Regions from separate parts of the Mus musculus genome. Here all the other regions are linked to region 2. Evidence: chromatin loops called from intact Hi-C (ENCODE). Cell type or tissue: left cerebral cortex. All regions are shown on one strand.

Region 1 (8,000 bases), 200 kb before region 2:
TCCTAGTGCCTTTTCTCCCAACTTTTTGCCTTCCTTTATCTTTAAAAAAAAAAGTAACTTTGATAGTAAGGAATAAAGGGATACAACTAAAAATAAAACATTCAAGTAGTCATTTCAAACTCCTTATATACAATTGATTGCACTAAGTATCTATTAAGGCTCATGGTTTTGTTACATATTTCCCAAAAATCAAAGACTACATGGACCAGAAAATTGCAAAGCAGATGTGTCCAAACTTTATTTTTAGGGAGTCAAGATTCTCTTGGCACATACTTTCTCTTCTGATAAGCAGCTGTGCTAAGTCACCATTATCTTTCTTAGCCAGGCCCAGGTGAGGGTGAAAGGAAAAGAGTCCACAGACAGAGAAAAGGCTTAAGTGGAGACTTCGACTTGAGTCAGAAAAGCAACAGGACCCTTTCAGCTCCACTACAGAAACTAGCTTTGTTTAGCAACAAGGTTCCGAGTCTATTTCTAATATATAATGTAACTGGCTACCCACACAAATCCTCTCAAAATTTAGTCTTCTCAGTTTTATAGGACCAGCATATTAAAATTCTTTAAATTTAGTCTCAACTACAAACTATTACAAAAAACTTGACCTGATGTTCTTATGGCCACAGCATTCTTTCTAGTTATCAATATCATTCAAAAATCACACAGCTGCTCTGGCTTCTACTCTCTTCTGACACATGAAGGAAAACATTCGTCTTCACTTTGCAGATTTTCAGAAATCCACACTTCTTAACACTGAAATCCTTTGCCTTTTTAGTCATATTTTCTAATTTTTCTTCCCTACCTTCAGACTTAGCCAAATATATTTACCACAACCTACCTTAAATAACTAAGAGATGACAGGAAATTACTTTTAAAATACATATATAGGCACAGACACATATATTTCAAGATAGTTACTAAGTCTAAACTAAGAACACATTCTTTATACTGTGATACATTTTTATATAACTACTCAAATAATTATCCAAAAAAAAAAAAAAAAAAAAAAAAAAAAAAACCCTTTGTGCAGGAATGTCCGGGCTCTAAAAGAATACCAATCACACTTTTATTCAGCATCATGCCCCCTTAATTTACCAGCTACATTTCATTTTATTTATGAATACGGATGATAGAATCTAGTGGGCAGAGGCCAATGGTATTGCTAACATCATATGGTGACTGAGGAGTCCCCCATAAATAATTGGTCTGAGGTTCAAAAACCTGATCTATAACACCTAGAGAAGGCTGGTAAGTAATGCTTAATACCTACTAACTATGGAGCCACTGTCACATGTACATCAATTAGAAGATGTAATAGTGAAATGTTATTTTATAAATGTGTAAAATGCTGAATGTTGTTTTATAAATGTACAGTATCATATTTACATATATGTAAAACAAAATTAATAATGTCATATAATGTTTCATTTGGACAAACAGTATCGTATATGGCAACTCTACCGTTTTTGGTTAAAAACTCCAAGACTGTACAAGAAAAAAAAAACGTGTTCATGAGCAAAATAATTTATTTATAAGATACCTTATTTGATTTTGTGTCTAAGAGTAAGCAAGATCTATTCATGTGTATACATCCTGTGGTTGTTCTAGAATTGTTAAAAAAAAATCTTATATAAAAGTTGTAGATTAAGCCGGGCGTGGTGGCGCATGTCTTTAATCCCAGCACTCGGGAGGCAGAGGCAGGTGGATTTCTGAGCTCGAGGCCAGCCTGGTCTACAAAGTGAGTTCCAGGACAGCCAGGGCTATACAGAGAAACCCTGTCTTGAAAAAAAAAAAAAGTTGTAGATTATCTGAATATTCAATAGTTCTTTTAGAATAGCTGACAAAACCCTGAGCATACAAGCACTTTCTAATGAGTAAAATGGTTCATTGAGATACTGCAACCTTCCATTTAACAGACCCAAATCTAACCAAAAAAGCTTTAAAGTTACTGAATGAATTTAAATGTTGTTTTGTTTCTTGAGACAGGGTTTCTCTTTGTAGCCCTGGCTGAATCTATAGACCAAGCTAGTCTCAAACTCAGAGATCTGCTTGCGTTAGCCTCTGAGATTAGAGGTGCCCACCACTACTATCCAGCACACTGAAATAATTTTAAGAGACAGACTAAACCCATAACTCAGCAACTGACTGAATAACCAACTTCAATTTCTCTTTGTGTTTTAAGAGAGAAAAGGGGAAAGGGAGGGAGGACCAAGGTACACACATGACGGTCAGAGGCAACTTGCAGGAGTTGGTTCTCTCCTCCCATGAACGGTCCTGGGGATCACACAGGCTCTCAGCAGTGAGGCCCTCAGGCCTCTCAGCAAGCTTCCTTTTCTGGTGAGTCTAACCAGCCTATAAATCTTACACTGTAATCTGAACTTTCACCCAGTGTTTACAATTCTAAACTAAGGTCAAGCTCATCTACAAGACTTCAGAATTGGTATTCAGCTAACTACTCGTTGGCTATAACCAATTCAATCAAATGTAAGTGATGTCACATGTAATTATTTCCATGTACTCACACTAACAGTGAGTACAAATTTAGCTCTAAACATCTACTTCATTAGACAACCAGGAACAGTCTGGATATTTAATAAAAGAGAAAACAGCCAAGTTTTCTATCTCTACAGTTGCGAGATCGCGCTGACAACTCAGCAGTAACAGCTGCAGCTGGTGCACTACACAGAGACAAACACATGGAAACACAGAACAGTCCAGGAGACAAGTGCCATCGTCCACTTGAATTGTCAAAAGTCAGCAATCTAGTTCAATTCTCACCCCTCAAAAACTGTAGCACCATACCAAGCAAACCTGGGAAGGCGCTGTGCTGGCAGCTCACTTGACCATGGACAGAGGCCAAAATTTTGGTGCAGGACAGCTTCAGCACCCAACCGCCTCCAAAACAGCAGTAACAGTGTTTTAGAAAGTACCTGTTCTACTGAGGATCTCAAAGTTTACATCTACCTTTATTCTTCTGCTAAACAAACAAAAATATCCCAACTTGGATGAAGGAGGTCTTTCAGATACACATAAAAGGTAAGAGTAAAAACTGCTAGTAACTGCACACCCGGCTGAGACAGATAACCAGCTCACCTACCGCCTCACTACGGAGTTTGTTGTTTTGGCTTTGGTAATTCCTTTCCCAATGCAATTCCCAATTTGTACTACCTAAAGATATATACTACACAGCACGTTTAGGTAAATTTGAGCTGTTAATTTAATTTGCTTACTTATTTTTGAGGCTGGATCTCACTTCAACGCCCTGGCTGTTTTTTTGGTTTTTTTTGTTTTTTGTTTTTTTGTTTAAAAAAAAAGTGTGCATTGCAGCCTGTGTCTGGCCCATTTGAAGTTTGTTAAAAGACTCAAGGAGTTTTTAAATGTCACCCACCATAACTTACTGACATCAAAACTTTTCACAGTTCCTCCTGACAAAAAAGTTTATTCTTTTTTGCTGAATGTTTTCAACTGTGGACCTAGCTAGTTTCAGACCTAGCTGGTTTATCAGCTTGAGAAACATACTGGAAATTTAAGCTAACCCCAAAGGGACAGAAACATTTAGCTTACAGCTGAACTGAAAGTGGGTATTTTTAGCTAAAGCACATATTTCTGGCCAAAAAAGAACATCTGTGTTTTCCTTTAAAACTTTTCAAAGAAAAAAAAAGCTGTTTCTAATTCTCCTCGATTCTAGCAGATTCTCAGAATATCCTATAATTAAGAAGCAGGTTAAGTGACCACACTGATGTCTGCCCGTGTTAGTGGGGGGATCACTATGGCCCCATTTCTCAGACCTCCATATACTTTCAGCTAATATTTTAATCAAACATATGCAGACAAGAATGGGTTTTTCATTAAGCAAAGGCATTAGCCTTTGGACAGTCCTTAAGCCAAATTAACATCTCATCATCTTTAGACATGCAGTGGGATTTTTTACAAATGCTTTTCATTTCGTGTTGATATCATTTTCATATGCATTTATTACACGTTTTTATTATATACAAATAGTTGACTCACCCACCAACTTTTTATACACACCAAATATTATTCAGTTTTCTTGTGTTTACCAGTTCTCCGGGTGCAAATTTCCTGTATCTCTCTTTACAGATTTAAATTTTGTTTAGAACACTGATTTCCCCTAGTATGTAAGCCACTGCATGGGGTTTACCAGTTTTATTTTGTGCTGTGTGTTTCTAGAACACTGAGCAATTTGGGAGAGAGGGGAGGCTGACAGCTTGTATTTATTCTTTTCCTTATTGTGTTAGAAATGTAGCAGGCAGCAGCTTGAAGGGCAGAGTTAAGTGGGCAGGAGACCCAGAGTGGCAGGGGACAGGAGTATAAGAGGGGACTCTAGACCCGACCATGCTTGCTGCTTGCAGAGTCAGAGAATCGCTAGAAACCGGCAAACTCCAGGCTTCCAAGCCCTCGGGCTTCTGGCCGGACCCGGCAGATGAAGCAGCACGGGGCAGCCACTGCCTCCAAGCCGGCGACGCCAAGGGGACCGCAGCCCTAAAACGTCACCGAGGGCACGGACGAGGAGCTACACAAAGCCCTGGGTTCCCCCCGCCCGGCTGTACTGTCACCCGGAGTTTCTTTCGCGGGCACTAATTTCTAGGCACTTTGGGGAAAGAAGCAGCTGTCAAAACCGCGCGAGTCACCAGTGCGGGCGCGAGGTGACTGAGGGGGCGCGGAGGAAGGGAGGCACCGAGGGCTTGGGCTCCAGCTCCGCCGTTTTCTTTGTTCCCCTATTCTCCGCCCGGGATTTCCGTGGCTGTCCTGGGTCACGCCGCTCAGTGGGACCGCAGCCGCGCGTGGCAGCCGGGGTTCCAGCCGCACCGCGGCTCCGGAACACCAGGCCGCCCGCCCGCCCGCCCCTCCGCGTGAGCGCCCGCCCGCACCGCCGGCCCCCCTCACCTGCCGCTCCGGGCCGCGCCGAGAGCCTGGGCCGCGGCCGACGGAGCCGAGCGTCAGCGCCTCGCCAGCGCTCCCTTAGGTGGCCCGAGGAAGCAAGGAGCCCAGTTACAGCCGCCTCTCAAACCGGTTTCAGCTGCCCTAGACTAAACTGCCAGCCCACCCCGCGGGGCGGGGTCGAAGGGCGGCGGGGCGGGGCCTGACGTCACGCCCGGTCCGGTCCTGGCCAATCGGCGGCCGCGCGCCGGGGGGCGGGCTGCGTGTTCCTGGAAGGGCTGCCCAGAGACCTGAGGTGGCCCGACAGCCTTAGCCCATCTGGCTGGGGTCAGCTGAGGTACTGAAGGTCAAGGTGGTGCGCCTGTAATCCCAGTGTTGGGGAGGTTGAGCCAGGCAAGTAGACTCGAGTTCGAGGCCAGCCAAGGCTATAAAGTGAGATCCTGTCTCAAAAAAGAGAGCTGAGGGAGCCTGATGTTTTCTGGAAACTGCATTCCTTAGGAAACAATCACAGACTAAATCCTTAAAGCTAAAACAAGGAGCTCAGAACAGCTCAGTGGATAAAGGCATTGACCACATTTGAAGATCTGAGTTCACCCACTGGAATCTACATGGTGAGAGAGACCAGACTCCTGTTGACTTCTAGAAGCCTGCTGTCACAAACCCCAAATAAATAAAATAAGTCAATAAATAAATAAAACCAAACTAGAGTTGTTCTTTGCTTTCTAAAACTACCCTTCCTCTTCTTCCTCCTCCTCCCCTCTCTCCTCTTCCTCTTCCTCCTCTTCTATCTCTGTGTGTGCCTCCAACCCTAAATCAGCCCAAGATCAACCACTAGGTAACTTCTAACACAACATTATGTAATCGGGTTTCACTTCAATTGAGATAGTGAGCATCAAGCAGAATCACCTTTTCGTATTGAAGGTCCACTGCTCTACATCTGCTAATTGCTCGCTGTGACTTCATTTCTCTGCTGTTAGTCATACTTAAGTGGTGTTTTTCAAGAGTCTACTTCCTTTGAATGTTTTTAGTATATCTCATCATTTAGTCAAACTACCATTTGTGCAATATTTATGGTTCGGGATGGTAGATCTAACTCATGCCCCTCCCTAAATCCTCTTAAAATATCAAAAGATCTGCACCTGATACAGATCTGTAATCCTAGAATCTCAGAGGTTAAATCAAGGTTGATATGAGTTGGAGGCTTGCCTGCCTGCGTAATGGGTACTAGACCAGCAACAGCTTACATTACAAGACATTGTCTCAAAACAACAATAAAAGTATGGTTGACCCAACGTATCCTTGAGTTCCACATTGGCAGATTCAAGCAATCACAGGCGAGAAATGGGGGGAAAAATGTATTCGTATTAACATATAAACGAGGGGGAGAGGGATTTAAAAATAAAGGCATATGCTGGGTGGGAAAGATAGCTCAGTAGTTAAGAGTGCTTATTCTTGCAGAAGACCTGGAATTGGTTCCCAGCACCCACATGGCAGCTCACAACTTTCCATAATTTCAGTGTAGGGACTTCAATGTCCTGTTCTGTCCCCGAAGGGCACCAGTCCCATATGTGGTGCATACATACATACACATACATACATACCACACATACATACAAAATAAACTTAAAATAACCCCTAAAGTAAGGGGTATGCATTGCTTATATGAAGATAGTATATTAATCATATAAGAAACCTGAACATTTTGGAATCCTAGTTGAGCTCTGTAACCAACCCCCTACAGATTCTGGGAGATAACTTGAATCCACACTTGAAGGATGGCCTATGGCCAGAAACAGAGGTTTCTACAAGATAACTAGCTAGTAACAAGAGATGATTTACAAAGAAACCTGAATCCATGAAAGTCGAAAAGGGAAGTGTTTACTGTGCATGCCTAGAAACTCTGAGAGCAACCCCTCTATCAGTCGTGGGACTGGTTCTGCCACCACAGCTCCTAAAGGAGGGCTGGGCAAGCCGTGTGTCCCCTCCTCTGGCTCCTGCTCTGTACATGGGATGTTATGGGATGTTATGGTTCCTCGAACATATCGTTAATGAGGTTAATCTGAGAACTAACTTTATTATTACCAGAAGGGCACTGAGTATTTTAAACTTCACAGAAACCCTTAGCATGTGCCATCTCACTGGATTCTGAGACGTATTCTTGGTTGTCTGGGATAAGCACACGATCTCATTTTCTAAGTTTTTAAATGTGTTCATGGGAAAGGTTCCCAGTCTAAGAGCTCAGCCTAGATGTGTGTTCTGCCCGTTACTGCCTGTGACATTATGAATATAAATCTTCAGCAAATGACTCGTTACTACTAATGGACTTTGACAGAGAATTCCAGGGAGCCCACTTACTTTCTGAATTTTAAATTTCCAAGAGGTAAAGTTAGGCTGTTTGATGCTAAAACTGCTCCAGTTCCGGTTTACTGAAATTAGTTTTATTTGATTCAATTTCTCATATGCATTTTAACACAATTACTTAGCAGATGGTGCTTTTTAGGAAACAGCCCACTGGTTATCGCTCCCACCATTGCATATTGCTTTGTGGCCACGATGTTGCTGGATTTAATATTACAAGTCTGAACTTTTGTTACAAATAATGTTTCTTTGGAGGAGGGCGTGTAGCTTTTTTTTTTTTTCTCCCTTGGTAGTTGTAGCTATTATCAGCTTTGTTTCCTGCACATTTTTTCCTTAGAAGTACTATGGCTTAGATGAAAGGCCGATACGTGTCTTGTGTCCCACATTCTACTCTAGCTTCACCATCAGCATCTTTACCATTCTCGGTGATATCAGTTGTGTGGTTTGTATACCTTGTGGTAGCCCAAAGAGTCCTAAATCATAGCCTGGACTCTGTCGTGCACCATGTAGGTCACAGCCTCCTGAACTTCCACTTATGACCTCTCTCTACTTGAAAGCTTTACAAGGCCTTGAGTATATCGCTCTAGAAAAAAAAACGTGAGCACGTTCTGCCAACGTGTAGGGAGGTGAGGCGTCCTGCCGCATACTCCCACTAACCACAGAGCCACCCGCCCATGACTTTCCTCTAGGAAGGTCTGTATCCCCTTAAACTGTGAGCCACAATAAGTCCCTCCCTCCTAAATAAA
Region 2 (8,000 bases):
GGTATATTGTTGTGCTATCTGAGATAAGACTATATTCAGAATAAACCAAACAACTAAGCCTTTTCCATACTGTCAAGATACCAGCTGCTCCTATATTGATGTAAAGGCATGATGTTGTTCCTGTTAAAATCCCTGCAGGGTTTTTTAAGTGAAATTTGACAATGGATTGAAAACATTGTGTGGGAGTATAAAGGACTGAGAATGGCCAGCAGCTTAAAGAGAACCACGAGATGGCCTTTACCGTCAGATAACAAGACTCACTAAAATGAGGCAGTATGGAGAGGGTGAGTCCTGGGTCAGTGAGTAAAGAGACCTGAAACAGAGTAAGCATCAGGGCCCAGGAGTCTCTAGAGAAACATCCACATACATACAAACTCTGGGTTATTTTTCAAGATGAAATTATAGGGGAGTTAGGAAAGGTCCATCTCAAAACAGGATTCCCAGGATAGGTGGGCCACGATATCATTAAAAGCTGTGTTTATATCCCCCCCTTCAGAGTTCCCATGGTTCCCTTTAGTGTTTGTCTTAGTTAATGTTCTACTGCTGAGAACAGACACCATGGCCAAGGCAATTATTATCAGGGCAACATTTAATTTGGGCTGGCTTACAGGTTCAGAGGTTCAGCACATTATCATCAAGGCAGGAACATGGCAACATCCAGGCAGGCATGGTGCAGGAGAGGTTGAGAGTTCTACATCTTCATCTGAAGACTGCTAGCAGAATACCGGCTCCCAGGCATCGAGGATGAGGGTCTTAAAGCTCACACCCATAGTGACACACCTACTCCAACAAGGCCACACCTCCTAATAGTGCCACTCCCTGGGCCAAGCATATACAAAAAAACCATCACAGTGTTCGCCCTTTTTTTCTTCTATGACAACAATGTAGATCCTGGCAGTCCGCTCTCAGCATCCTTCACCCAAGCACAGAGAGATCTAAAACTTAATGTAGAGACTGGCTCTTGGCCATGAAAGAAAAGAGCTTTCCTTCACCAAGGTCACCAAGGTTGTCTTAATGAGCAGCCAACTTAGCCCAAGGCCAACCTGAGAAGCCAAAAGATGATTTTAACATTGTTTAATCCCATGGTTTTCTAGGGAAAAAGAAGAGAGGGGAAGTATTGGAAAACCAGTGTATAAATACTTCAAGGAGAGAGCAGCTTTAAATAACTACCAATACCTGGTATATTTAAAGAGTGGCATTAACCCTGTGTTATGTCAACAATAGAGGGAGAACCTCTCTCGTAGACTGTACCTTCCCCCCTCTCTTGCTGTTTTCATTTTGGCCTAGGCTAGCCTGGAATTCACTATTGCAGTCCAGGCTGGCCTCAACTTATGCTGAGCCATCACACCAAACAATCTCCTATTTCCAATGTTCACTGTTTTCTTTTAGGCCTCAAACATTCATTTTTGATTTTTTAAAAGAATTTCAGACTTTAGAAAAATGCAAAAATGGTATGCTATTTTAGTATACAGTTCATCATAATTGCCCAAATGTTTATATATATTTTTTCTTTACTTAGCCAGGCATAGTGGTGCACATCTTTAACACCAGTACTCAGGAGGCAGAGGCAGGAGGATCTCTGTGGGTTTTAGATTGCCCTGGTTTACATAGTCTCAGGCTAGTCAGGGCTACACACAATAAAGCCCCATCTTTAAATTAAAAAAGAAAATCAAGCCAGGTGGTAGTGATGGCACACACCTTAGATTCCAGCACCCAGAAGTATCTCTGTGAGTTTGTAGCCATCTTGTTTTACAGAGAGAGAGAGAGAGAGAGAGAGAGAGAGAGAGAGAGAGAGAGAGAGAGAGAGAAAGAGAAAGAGAGAGAAAGAGAGAGAAAGAGAGAGAGTTAGAGTTCCAGGACACCAAGGAGTACATAGTGAAATCCTGTCTGGAAAAACCAATTGTATGCATGTGTGTGTGTGTGTGTGTATGTGTATGTATATTAATTTTTAAGATATGAAAGTGATTCCTTTTTTCTCTTTTCCTTATACTTTCTCACAAATTTTGAGACTAGAAACCTCAATATGCATTTCTAAAAACAATGACATTTTTTGACTATCCAAGGACCTCTCCCTGAAATCAGCAAAGACATGCCAGCACAGTTACAAGCACAGATTATAGTGGTGGGGGTTGGGGGAACAAACACAGGGTGACTCATTGAAGTGTGATGCATGGCTAAAAGCAGAACTAGAACTCAGAAGGCAGAGGCAGGTGGATTTCTGTGAGTCCAGGCCAGCCTGGTCTACACAGTGAGACCCTATCTCAATGAATACATAATTAAATACGTTTATAAAGGAGTCACTACTGAAAATGGGAATAGGGTAGTGAACTAAGGAGAGCAGCCAGTCAAAAAGAACTGGGCCATAAGGCCTGTGAGTCTTTGCAGGTCGCTTACAAAGCACTGGCCTCTCTGGTGTAATATCCTGTGTCTTCTCACACATTCTCTGCTTGTTATATGTAGCCCAGGTGGGCAAGAGTTTCCAGTCCTTCTCTGACAATAGGCTTTGTTCATTTTCATATTTTGCTTTCTTCTTTTTAAAACTTGAAAAGATGTATTTCCTTTTATGTGGATGGGTGTTTTGCCTACACATGTGTGCAGTTCCCAGAGAGGGATGTAATCTACATGCCTTTTCAAATTTTACCAGTTGTCGCAGAACTATCATTTTTAAGACTGGGGTTGATGATATAGGAGACTGGTAGAGTGCTTTCCTGGTATGCCCGTGGCTCTGTGTTCTCTCCAGCAATGTAGAAAAACATAAATGAAAAATTAAAAACATATGCTCTGAGGCTGCAGTTTGGGTAAATAACCTTCCAGGGAGAGGCATCTTTCTATGTTCTCAGCATGTGCAAAGAGAATTTGAGCCTCACTCTTTTCAGGAAAAGGAACTGAAAACTTTTATCACCTGACCAAAAAGATCTCACGTCAGGTTTCACTGGTCCTCGAAATCTGTTATCAGAGCAGATTGTGTCTCTTCTGGGCAGGACGATTGCCTGGCGCTTTTCCCCCAATTCCTTATCAGGCTAACAGAATCCATGTTGAAAATAACCTGGAAGATGCTATCATCTCCATTGCGCACATAATTTAAAATGCGTTTCTATCTCTATTTAAAAGCAAGCAAAGAAGAACAGGTTTTCAAGGATGTACTCCTTACCTCACCCCAAGCTATGCTCCTGTTGTAAAAGAGTAACTAAGGGCCAAAGGGTGACAGCTTAAATAAATGTCTATCAGAAGAGCTGGGTAAGTGACCAATCAAGAGAAAGAGGGGGAGAGGAAGGGGGCGAGGAGGGAAGGGGAGAGGAGGGAGAGGGAGATGGGAATGGAAGGGAGGGGGAGGGAGAGGGGTGGGGAGAGCGAAAGGAAAAGCACCAATTATGTGTGCTCCAAACTAAAATAGGCCTAAGCCACAGAAAGTAGTTACAGAAAAAACTGAACTTGGAAAAAATTGAGGTTAAAAGAGAGAGAGAATTTTGAAGTGTATCCTTTGGCCTGTTTGATTTTTTAAGTTCATCTGAATAAGTACGTCGGGTAGGAGATTCCATAAACAGAAGACAGAAGTGCCATAGATGGGATACACAGACACTGACCAAACATCTCAACCAAGAGCAGGTTACACATTCATGGTTGCACACTGAGGTTTACAGCCATTACTCTCTTGTTAAGGTCTAAGAACCGCCTGTGTATTTATTCCAAGCAAGGATTTTCTTCAGCTTGGCAGAGGATACAGAAAGCTGACCCCCGTCATTTACACACTTCAGAATCACAAGTATCCCACAACCCCAAACTGCAGCATCGGAGGTGTGCGCGGAGGAGCTGGAGCGCAGGCGCGACAATATGAGCCGGACCCTTGTCCCTTCTTGCCTGAGATCTACAGCACCTGGCGTCCCCGCATCCCTGCCCGTGCCTGCTGGGACCCTGCGCAAGGCCGCACACACTGGCTGTGCTTCCGCCCGCTGGCGCCGCCTCGGGGCTGCTCCGTGACGTCAGGGCTGAGCGAGGGGCGCCCCCGCCCGCCGCTCGCCCCCGGGTACTGCACCCCGCCTGCCCTTCATAAGAGCCAGGCCTGCGCCCACCGCGCCACAGCTGCTCTGCGGAGCCCGCACCCGCCGAGCTCCTCCTACACTCAGCTGGCGAGAGGCACCATGCAGCCGGCTATGCTCCTCGGCCTCCTGGGCGCAGCGGCTCTGGCCGGTGAGTGGGATTTCAGCACCCCGGACAGCTCCTAGAGCTGGCGGCACTGGGTTTCACCCTCTATCTCGCCTCTCCTCTTCCCTGTATCCCTTGCCTTGCCTGGCCTGGCTTTGAGTAGGAGAAGCAAGAGCTGTCCAGCTTTTTCCTCCTTTCCCCGCCGGGGCTGTGCAGCCCTTGGAAGCAAAGCCGCATTCTGTGTTCTCTGCAGAGATGTCAGGCTCTATACAGAGCTAGAGAGAGCCTTTGTAGCCTGACTCTCCGTGTGACTTTTCACAGCCCCGTGACCGCAGAGGGGTGGGAATGCACGCAGTTGGCCCCTGCAGAGTTTCCTCTATTATTATAAAGGCACTGAGTTAGAACTAAATCTGAGTGCATTTAAGGCATTTCCCTCAGCGTGTCATATATGTGTGTGCAGGTCTTCGTGTGTCTGTTTACAGGGTTAACATATTTACACTTTGTATTTATGTTTCTAAAGAGAGGTAATTCACATGTTAATTTATGAATGGAAGCTGTACTAGATATTTCTTTCCTTTTGTGCTCCAGAAATAAAAATAACAAGACTGTGTTACACCCATGAAATTATCTTTGGAGTAGCAAAATAAATGTTTTAGTCAATTTTGAAGAATGAAAGCAGAAGTAGTTAATATTTGACGGTTGTGTGTGGATGAGTGCGTTGCTAAGTCTCAAACTACTCTAAATTTACTCAATGGTCTCCAATAGCCTGAAAGATGTGTTTGTGTTGGGAGACTGAAAAATAAGTATAACACCAAATTACACTAGCAGCTCTTTGTCTCTGTGAATGTCCTCGGAAAAGTGTTTTGTTCTGAGACTGAGATTTCTAACTAGAATTGAGATATCCATATGTCTATATGAAATATATAGATGTATATATATATATATAATATATATATATATATGCCTTTGATTGACAGGAATCTCTCATCCAATGTTTGACAAAATGAAAGCCAATGGTAATTTATGTTATTGCATTCATAATGTTCTTATTTTTAAAAATCATTTTTATAAATAACTATTTTTTATAAATATCATATTCTTAATTTGATAAAAGGAAACAAACTGAACAACTTAGAAATTTTCAAGTCCAAAGTATTTCGGAAAGATATTGCTGAACAGGACACAATGATACATTGTACACAATGTACATTCTGTTCTAGATTACAAAACAGTAAGCCTTTTGTAAATCGTTTAACTGGTTAATTAAACTTTTTGGTGGTGGTTAAACATTTCATACCTCTTATGAAGGAATATTTAGTAGTAAAATACCGAAGCTATGCAAATCTCTTCTGTTTTAGGCAACTACTCACTCATCGTGCAGCCTACTGCTTCACTTTGACTATAACCATCTCCACTACCAATTTTAGGGCATGGTCATCACCCCAGAAACACACCATGTATCTTAGCACTCACCTCCTCATTTCCACCTCCCCAAATCTGGCAATGAGGGGATTCCAGTAGTTTGTTACTTAGTAAAATCATGGTTGAGACCCCAGGAAGTCATCTGGTTAATTTTCTACCATTTCGAGCTTCTTGAAGGAGATCCACAACTGTCTGTGTAAGTACTGTGCACCTTAAAAATTAATATGAATAAACCAAATCCATATCCATATCACATAAAAGATAAAGGTATTTTTGCTATGCAGATCCTGTTTGACTCGCAAGTTTGGTGGAATTTGGGGTGCCCATGGTTTACCAGCAAAAGAACATGCTGAGCCTACTTTGCAGCTGTGATTTTCACATGAATCAAACCTTCATAGTCTTATGGATGCTGATGCTTCAAGAGCTATTCTCAGATTTGCTATTTGATTTTTTTTTGTCATTTGATTATTTTACTTTTCCATAAGCATTAAATGTATTTCTTATTTGCTACAGAAATAAGCTAAACCAGTTTTGGGTACCTAATACATCTTTAGTCATTTCTTTGCTCTCACAGATTCTATTGGAAGAAATACATATTACTTAGCACTCTCACCAAGGCTCACAACGCAGCTCCATAAGCAAACCCTAGTTCCTTTCGATTAAGAAGAGTCTGAGGAGTCTCCCTTGGGAAAACGAGGATGCTCTATACTAGTAATTTGTAAACTGCTAATTGTCTAGGACAATGAGACATCCCTTGTCCATCAACTCTGACAAGGGTTAATAGTTTGGCAGTCTGGGTAGTTAAAGTACCCAGTTTATATTGGGAAAGAACAACAGGCAGAACTATATATGTGGATCTGCACTGCTACAGAAGGTCTGGAAAGTTGAACTTGGAAAGGGTGACTTCTCAGTCATTATGGGAGTAATTCTTCCATAGTTATTCTTTCCAGAGGATTTCACAGATTTGAGGTGGAAAAAGAGACTCGCCAAAGTGAGCGTGTTCTCAAAATAGCAGACATTGGACCATGAAAGACTGGCCCTAGGCCGGGGCTCGGTCAGGGAGTGATCACCTGCCATGTGTGAGGATCTGGGCTCAGTCTGCAGCACTAAAGAAAAGGAAAAACCACAGAACCTCCAGAGCCAGGCATAAGAACCCCGTTGGCCAGTCAGGTTTTGTTTGACCTGTCTCTGAGGAAGAACCGGAGTCTTTCTTCATAGCTTATCAAGCACTTTTTAAACATTTTTAAGTGACCCTAATAAACCTGGGTAACAGTGGGACCCTGAAAACAATTGGGGTAGATGTTTAGTAAAGTAAGCAAATGAGAGACATTCGCTCCAAGTCGCATGTATTTTTTTCCTCTGGGTTGACAGGCAGTGGGTTAGGTAGGGTGAGTAGGTGTTTGAACAGGCTTGGTTTGGAAGGAAGGTTAGGGTGCTCGTTATAAATAAATAGCTTTTGAGTAGCTTTAGTGTCTGATGCTCGAGAATTTTGCTCTTGCCCCAGCTAGGTCTTCTATTCTGGGGACCAAGGGAATCGCTCCTCTTTAAGTTTTTTTTTTTCCTAGCATAATGATTGTTTGTAGAGATAAGAGTGTTTGTAAAGGCTTTGAGCTTCTCTAGCAGAAAGGATTAAACAAAGGGAAAGCGAAAGGTAAAATAACAAAAGCAGCAATCATTGGGAGAAGGAAGATGTGGCACCGGCAAATGCTGGTCACCAGGTTATTTTCTGACCAACAAAGACACTCCAAATGCTGATTAAGGCAGGGACAGAGTCTCATAAAATCTTGAGCATTAATTTTTCCTTTGAAACATACTGTCATATACCAGTTGTTAAATGCCATCTTGGATATCCTGACCGTAACAATGTGCTGGAGAACTTGATACTTCTAGGTGTTTATACAATTGTAAACAACTCATAAAACCATCACAGTGAAAGCAGATCATGTAAGCAAAGGTCTTGTGTGAGTAATGATCTAATATCCATGGGTTTGGTAGTTGTTATTGTTGAGAGTTTTGTTGTTGTTATTTTTGTGTTTTGGAGGTTTTTTGCTTTTCTTTGTTAGTTGTTGCAGTTGTTGTTTGTTTGTTTTTGAGATAGGGTCTCTCTATGCAGTCCTGGAAGTCAGGGAGACAAAGCTGGTCTCGAATTCACTCACACCCCTGCTTCTGCCTTCTGAGTGCTGTGATTAAAGATGTGCACCACCACACCTGACTTTTAGTACCCGTGGTTTTTTTATAAGGGAGGAGATTTTCTTGGGAACTGGAGTAGTAGAGAGAGCCACAGATCTATAACCACTTGGTATAGACAGAGGGAAAGAACTGCAGAGGGCACCTGATTCTGCTTCCATTAAAAAAAATTACAATTGCACAGAATGTAGGAAACTGCAGAGTGAGTGCACAGCTTAAGACACTTTTCACAAATATAGGACGGCTGT
Region 3 (8,000 bases), 270 kb before region 2:
ACACGAGCTTTCTTTTTGTTTCGTCCTTTGCTACAGTTGTTCCACGGTAAACAACCAGGCCATTTGGAGCTGTTTTGTGTGAAGTATATTTCTGCCATACAGATATGTTGGCTCCCACAAAAAGATGGTTTCTCTTGATTTCATATAAGATGCAGTCAGAAACTCTGCTGTGAACATGACTGTGACTCATAAAATTGAGTTTGGGGAGGAGTGATCAATGACCAACAGTGGCCCATGCTACCACCCACAGGTGGCGTTCAAGCTCTATATGAGCTTCCTGTTCTCCTAAATCAGGTTGAGCATTCTCCTCTTCTCTGAAAGGCAGCATTGCTGCTGGTCCCCTGGGGCTGCTTATCTCCAGGGAAGCTCTAACATGGGATGCTTGGTCCCTCTCTGCTGAAGCTGCCCCAGGTATGCAGCTGGCCTGAGGCTAGAGGCATGTGCCATCACATTCATTTTTGGTGGTGCTGGGGTCAAACCCAGGGCCTCAGATATGCTAAGTATCACTTTACCAACTGAGCTACAAACCCAGCCTCCTATATTGATTTGACGACTGTACTTTGTATAATTAATGGGGTAGACAATGCTCCATCAAGACATCTTATGTCACCAGGTGAAATATCCAGTGTCAGGAATCGGTTACATGTAGTTGAGTTGTTGACTAAGGGGACCTCATAGAGCCTCCCAAACAACTCAAGCTATTGTCAAGGCTGTTAGTTACTCCTCACAAACTTACCATGAGATGTATTGCTGAAGACAACACATACCTCATCAAACACAAAAAACGCCAAGCTGGTCCCCAAGTAGAGGCTTCACTTTCTACTGACTAGGGTTCGTGGCACTGGTACTTTGAACATTGTCAGAGGAGAATGATATCCACTGACCCAACTACAAACCTACACAGTGACCTACCTAAAAGATAGTCTTAGTGCAACAGGAAACTATCCAACCACTAATTGTGAGGCTAACCAGCCACTCTGATTGGATTTAAAGCCCACTCAAGAAGATGGAGCCCATGTCTGACACTACTAGAGTGGCCAAGAACCTGAGATGGATAGATCGTGGTTCTGGTATTTCTGTTAAAGGAACATCGCAGTCAAAACGACTCCTAATATCATCCTGTTACAACCACAGATCACTCTCCTCACTCAGCCACCTTCATAGAAGCTGCTTCTTGCAGTAGATAGAACCTAACATGGAGACCCAAAACTGGACAACGTGTAGGGAGTGAGAGACTGGAGTGCCCAAGCCTAAATAGGATGTCTTCATCAAACCCCTTCCTTTAAGGCTCGGGGTTCTTTGTGGAAGAGAAGATAGAAAGATAAGAGCCAGAAAGGACGGAGGACACCAAGAAACAGTGGTTTTCAGACACAGCAGGACTGCACACCTATGAACTCAGAGAGACTGTGGCAGTACAAACTGAGCCTACACAGGTCCAAGCCAGACAGGGTGCCAGTACTGAGTGGCAGAAGTGGACACAGGTTCCCACCACTAACCAAGAAACTACCTGCAATTGATATCTACTTGCAAAGGAAAAATTAGTTTTCTCCAGTGGAGCATCACTGAGTGCACCCAGGTGGGCCCCATGCCAAGCGTAGTTGGCCAACACAAAACCAACTCAACGGTGTTTTCGGAGAAGCTTTTTCTTTTAACTCATTTTGCTAGGTTTGGGCTTTGGAGGTGGTTTTTGTTGTTTTTGTTTTTCTGTTTGTTTTATTGGTGTTTTGTTTGTTTCAATTTTTGGTTTTTTGTTTGTTTCTTGGGCTCTTTGTTTTTTAAAGAGACAAAGGGTGTGGAGTAGGGAGGTGGAACAGTAGGGAGAACCTGGGGGGAGTTGGGGGAGGAAAACTTAGAATGTGAAGAAATATGGAAAAAAATGTAATCTTAGGAAATACAAAGAAAATGCAAAACGGCAACAACAAACAACCTAGCCATTACCGCAGTGTGGGGAAGTCAGCCCTGTTCACCACAGCACTGGTGGAGGGCGGGGGGGGGGGGAGGGGGGAGCAGCCCTGTTCATGACAGCACTGGTGGAGGGCGGGGGGGGGGGGGGGGGGGAGGGGGGGGAGCAGCCCTGTTCATGACAGCACTGTGGGGAAGTCATCCCTGCTCTGTCTTTTGACCCATGAACAAAGGCTGTCTTTTCACTTACTTGAAATTTCTTTATTTGAATGCTGCTTTGTATTTTTTGCAGAATATAAATTTTATACTTTTAAAAAATGTATTCCTACATATTTTGCTTTCTGTGATTGCTATTTAAAAAAATAGAACCATTTTCTTAAATTGCTTTTGTTGATAGTATAGAGGAATGGTTATTTTTATATATTGAATTTACATTCTACAGTCTTGACAAGCCATCGTTTTTAGTGACATTTTCATAATTTTCTAGGCATAAGATGAAGTGTCCTGTCAATAACTGTAGTTTTATTTCCTCTTTTTCAGTTGGAATCCTTTTGTTTCTTCTTCTTGCCAACTTTCTTCCTAGAACGTCCAACTCACTGTTGAATAGAAATATCTCTCGAAGGTGGTATCCTCGTCTTCCTGTTCATCTGTGGGCTTTCATGGGTGTCCTCTATCGGCAGGAGGTGTGTTCTCTTTTTGGTCCTCCCTCAACAACTGTTTTCCTTATGAAGAGGCACTAGATTTATGTACCCCATACTTTTTCTGTGTCTATTGGGATGGCCATGTGTTTTTTAAACATTTATCTCATTAAGATGTGCCTTATTAATTTTCTGCATCGGTCTTGTTTTTGAGGTAGCCTGTCCCTGAGTCTAGCCCTTCACATCTTGATGCCTTAGGTTCCAAGGGTGAACCTCAAGTGTTAAGAGGATCTTAATCTTGTGCTGCTGCAAGATCCCTCTGCTATCTCTTTGTTGAAGAGTTTTGAATCTGTATTAGTAAGATGCGTTGGCCTGTGGTTTCCTGTTTGCGTCTTTATCTTTTGACACCAGGCTGAGCAGCAGCTGCGCCCTGGGCTTAAAGGCTCATCTTCTCTCCGTGTGTGTGTGGGGGGGGGGGGGGGCGGGGGGGCCCAGTCTTCAGAGTCAGGAAGTCCCTCTCACGTGGTCGAGTTCCAGAGACCAAGCTCCTGTCGCTTTAGATCCTGAGTGTTGTGGAGGGGCTCCACGGAGCAAGAACCTTCCAAGCCCTCACAGCCTGGAGCACCTCTGGGTCCGTTCAGTGGGAGCGTCTCCAGGAGAGCCCCTCCCTCCCGGGACTCACTTGAAGATGAGCAAACAGCACCAAGCCAGTGAAAACTGCTTCCACGGCTCTGAAGGGAGAGGAGAGGGGATTCCTTGTGCATGGCTTACATCCCCCGTGGGCAGCCATTCTAAAGCACTTGCTTAGACGTGGATAACTCACAGGCACTTCAGGGATGGGATGGAGGACATAAACTGGTGGGGTCACTTTGGCCTTTACCAGTGAAGTGGAGGCTGCAATTTCATAGCCAGACATCTTGACATGGGAACCCGAGGGGAAGGGGGAATCGTCCTCAGCGCAGCAAAGCTGAATGGAACCCAGCTGTACGTTAACGGGAGACATAAACGGCAAACTGTGCATTCATGGGGAAAAGAAACGGCAAAGTGTGCGTTAGCAGGAGAGACAAACTATGGTAGGAACAGTGTGAGAGACCAACGCCTTTGTAGCAGTAGAGATGTGCAAACCAAAAACAACTACATGTTTCGATGTAGCAAAGTCCCTGATAAGGGCTGGAGGGCCACACCCCTTAAAAGATGCACAAAATTGCCTGCACCAAGGCAAAACAAACAAACAAACAAAACAAAACAAACAAAAACTATAGGCAACATATGAAGAAGGGAAAGGATGGAGAATGGGAATTCGCCAGATAGGATTGCTGGGGATGGCAGGGGCGGAAAAAGACTGGAAGAAATAGCCGTGGGGTCTGTATGAGGAGGTGTGTACAGCTGGGCTGGGCACTGTCACAGCGCTGTCATAGTGCCCAGCCTAGCCCAGCTGTCCCTTGCATCATTTGCACAATTTATGTGTTCTTTCAGGTACAGAAAACAATGTTTGATACCTCGATTTTAGGTATCATGAGAGCCTGGGCTATAGCTCTTCTCCCTTCCTCCAGATCCCTTCATGCTAAAAACAGATTTAAACAAAACCCCGCTAAGAGCTAAGACAGCGAGAATGAGCCCCGGGGACTGTACAGAGAGAAGCCCAGAAGGAGAAACTATGCCAAGCAAGGCCTGCTGGGAAGCCACCAGAAAAGCCTCCCCTGGAGAGGGACAACATGACCCAGATTGCTGGAAAAAAAAACAAAAACAAAAAAAAAAAACAAAAAATAAAAAAACCCTACAGTCCAACCATCCTGAGATCTGTGTCCTCACAGAACGGAAGGAAGACAGCAGGGTACTTTGGCAAGGAGTTGGTAGAGCCGGCGACATGGCAGGTGTGAGGGGGTGGAGGACAGATCTCTGAGAGAACTTGGTCTTCTGAGAGCCTCTGGTGCAGATGGATGAGGAGGTGTGGCTGCTTCTTCCCCGCCCCCATGCCCTCCCCCTCAGGAGCAGGAGAGGTAAACCATGAGGATTGATGCATGTTGCCACCAGACCAACTTAAAGGGCTGGTTAGGTGACAAGCAGTCTCTGACTCTACAGTCACTGGTCACTCAGGCTGGGTCATGGCCGGCTACCTACCTGTAAACCAGCCAGGGGCTCCTGAGGCCACCTCCTCCACTCGGCCTGCATATATTTGTGGGCAGCAATGTCACTGGGACACAGCCCAGAACGGGGTGGGGGGTGGGGTCAGTCAGGGCACCCTTCACACGGTGGCTTCTATCTGAAATTATTTGGCTGTTCAACCCATGCAGATCTGCATGTGTGACAAGAAATAAAAATACCCAATAGCCGGAGCTGCTTCCCTGGTCTCCTTCTGCAGGAAGCATGAGTTTTTGTGTGCTGTGGGGCTCTGTGCCAGCACAGCCTCACAGCACATGGGGCCCGAGTACAGCTGGTCTTGGAGCTCGGCGACTTGGATACAGGAGTATATAGTCTCCCTCAGTAGCATCTCCACCTTTTGTCACTAACTGAAGCTGTTTGGATCTGAGTGTTCTGTGCTCCCAATTGCTGCTGCCCTAATGTCCTGGCTCAGGGCACGTTTCAAGCGACTCATTTTTCTTTGCCAACATCACCCAAGCCAGTGGCTCTGTTCTCACATCCGTCTCTACTCAGCACATCTACCCTTTGCCCTGCTGCCCTTGTCATCTTCTCCATCTATGAGCATAGCTGAAGGAAGAAACAGTGGCCGTAGAAAGTTCTAGCAAGCTGAGGGGCAACAAATCGCGATGCTAGTGGAAGAGTAAAACGGTAGCGATGTGGAAAGTTTTGGTGGCTTCTTTAAAAAATTAAACATGTGACTCCAGCCAGGGAAGCCTTGTCCACCATCATCAGAGGAGTCGCCTCCAGCAGCAGATGCAAACGGAGACCCACAACCAGACACTATGCAGAGAGCGAGGGACCTTGGGACACCCCGACCTCAGTGTGCTGCCTCCATCAAATCCCTCCCTGCACGGCTCAGGGATCCCTGTGGAAGGGGAGGCAGAAAGAGTGTTAGAGACAGAGGGCTGGAGGACACCAGGAAGACGAAGCCCTCTAAATCAACATGACCAAAGCTCACGTGAACTCACAGAGACCCAGGCGGCATGGCTTGCGCAGGGCCTGCCCGGTTTTGTGCCAGGGCGGAGCTCGTATATTATGGCTTCCGGTTTCGTGCTTTGTGCCATACCCGAGCATGCAAGCAAGCGAGTCTCTGTTCTTGTGCCTCCTCTTGGGCTCTTCCTTCTGTTTGTTTTGTCCAATTAATGTGGTTTTGTTTTTACCTTACTTTATTATGATCCCTTAGAAGTCCGTTTGTTTTCTAATGAGAGACAGAAAGGTAGTGGATTCGAACGGGAAGGGAGGGGGAGGAGCTGGGGGAGTAGAGAGAAGGAAAACCATGATCAAGATATGTGAGAAAAAATATTTCCAGTTTAAAAATTCATTAGAGTGTGAATATAAGGATAAATAAACCAAAAAAATAATGCACAATAATGGTAGGACCCATAACTAGAGTCTTGAGGATTTATGCACAGCACGCATGCGTGTCTCCAGTAGCCCTTCTCACCAGGCCAATGTGGAAAGCACCCAGATGTCCCTCGGGAGACTATTAAGAGCACTTAGAGGGCAGATGCATCACAGGTTCAGCAAAGCCCCTTTCCGTGGGGGAAGAGATGGGACGCTCTGAGGCTGGGAAAATCCTAACTTGAAGTTGACGCCCGCTTCTGCAATAACTCTCTAAACGCGCATTCGACACTTCTGAGCCGGGTGCAAGGATTTAAACGACGAGGGATTGTGGGGTTTTAATTCTTCACTTTATCAGTCACTTTATCTTCACTTTATCAGCTGCTAACTCTCATTGCTTCCTTTGGTTTCTGAAGAATTTGGCCTGCTGTTGGACAGGATTTAATGGCTGGCATACCTCACCACACTGCTGCAGCTACCTGGATGGGTAGACTAAAGATTAGAAGTGTTAGAAGCTCTGCGGGTTTAAATATGCTTGGCCCAGGGAATGGCACTATTAGGAAGTGTGGCCTTGTTGGAGGAAGTGTGTCACTGTGGAAGTGAGCTTTGAGACCCTTCCCCTAGTTGCCTGGGAGCCAGTATTCGGCTAGCGGCCTTCAGATGAAGATGGAGAACTCTCAGCTCCTTCTGCACCATGCCTGTCTGGGCGCTGCTATGCTCCGCCTTGATGATAATGGACTGAACTTCCAAACCTGTAAGCCAGCCCTAATTAAATTTTGTCCTTATGAGAGTTGCCTTCGTCATGGTGTCTGTTCACAGCGGTAAACAGAAGTCTTGCTGGAAATCCGTGCAAAAGCTGAGGTACACTGGTAAACAGATTACAGTGCTGCAGTGACCTGGTGCACATGGTGTCCACTAGGTGGCGCTCACGACTAAAATTTTATCGCTCCCCGCTCTTCTAAAATGGAATAACACCTCTTCACTGGAAATATGTTTTTGCAACTAGTACGATTATTTAGCTACCTATTGAGAATATCCCTTAAAATGGAATCAATGACAATTATGACCAGCAATTCATAAAAAATTCAAAACCAGGCATGGCTGCACATATCTGTAATCTCAGCATTTAGAGGATATGACCAGAGAACTGTAGCAAGGTCCTGGCCAGCTCAACTACATAAGGAGGCAGCCTGGAAAACCACCACCACCACCACCACCACAACAACAACGACAACAAAACCCCACGAAATCTGGCCATGGTGGCACATGGCTGTAGTCTCATTATTTGGGAGGCAGAGAGAGGGGCTCTCTGTGAGTTCCAGGCCAGCCAGAGCAACCTAGCAAGAAGCAATGACCAAGCCCGCTCAGTCAGTCAACAGGTTCTCCAGCTCAGGAGTGAGGATTGAAAAGAAAAAAGTAGACAATTCCAAGACAATTAAAAGGCAAATTTAACTTTCCCAATCCGCTTTTTTGTACCATTTAAATTACCTGCAAGTATTCAGGGCGAGCAGTACAATAAGGAACTAGCAAGGCAGTAAGTGAAGTCCCATGAATAGTCCTGTGACAGTTGTTTAAAAGGGCTTGTCAGAACAACCAAAATACTTGAGCCCACTTCGTTGTCCAAGCCCCAAATCTTGCCTGAAGCCTACTTCTCTATTACAGCCCAGTCAGATTCCTGCCTGAGCTTACGTCCTTGTCATGGCCAGTGTCAGATTCCTGCCAGAGCATTTCCTTGTCCTTGGCCAATGCCAGCACCCCAAAGGGCTCTCCACAAAGCAATTTCAAAACGACAACGGTTGGAGAGAGGGATCCATGATTAAGGACCTAGCTGCTCTTCCAGACCCAGGTTCAATCCCACCACTCACAGGCTGGCTAACAACCATCCGTAACTCCAGTTCCAATGTGGCCTTCTGGCCTCTGAGGGCACCAGGCATGAGTGTGGTTTGTATGCATACATGCAGGCAGGCACTCAGAGAG

Evidence for each region. Peaks named below come from ENCODE experiments on the same cell type or tissue, not always from the same donor. Only the 100,000 strongest peaks of a DNase experiment are listed, where the experiment ranks them.
Region 1: it touches region 2 in a loop (2.2-fold over the local background); 4 of 42 quality-filtered maps call a loop at or near these places.
Region 3: a loop joins it to region 2, with 5 times the contacts of the local background. A loop is called at or near these places in 5 of 42 quality-filtered maps.

The regions. Positions count from the first base shown.
Region 1 is chr2:132,573,166-132,581,165 of GRCm38, forward strand. Gpcpd1 (glycerophosphocholine phosphodiesterase 1) reads right to left here and starts at 5,083. Exons shown (of 20, transcript NM_028802.3): 1 at 4,903-5,083. In left cerebral cortex, CTCF peaks have their summits at 2,819 and 4,980; DNase peaks (open chromatin) are centred at 2,842, 3,709, 4,600, 5,088 and 1 more place; H3K4me3 peaks cover 5,309 bases; H3K27ac peaks cover 4,821 bases.
Region 2 is chr2:132,777,595-132,785,594 of GRCm38, forward strand. Chgb (chromogranin B) reads left to right here and starts at 4,048. Exons shown (of 5, transcript NM_007694.5): 1 at 4,048-4,188. The coding sequence starts at 4,140. In left cerebral cortex, a CTCF peak has its summit at 3,992; DNase peaks (open chromatin) are centred at 4,088 and 6,574; H3K4me3 peaks cover 4,159 bases; H3K27ac peaks cover 4,657 bases.
Region 3 is chr2:132,509,633-132,517,632 of GRCm38, forward strand. It overlaps 1700026D11Rik (RIKEN cDNA 1700026D11 gene), which reads left to right. Exons shown (of 4, transcript NR_028286.1): 2 at 2,443-2,585. Among named protein-coding and RNA genes, the nearest start is that of 1700026D11Rik, 23 kb to the left of the region's middle. In left cerebral cortex, a CTCF peak has its summit at 6,946 (motif pointing right); DNase peaks (open chromatin) are centred at 3,227, 4,324, 4,944 and 6,955; H3K27ac peaks cover 2,696 bases.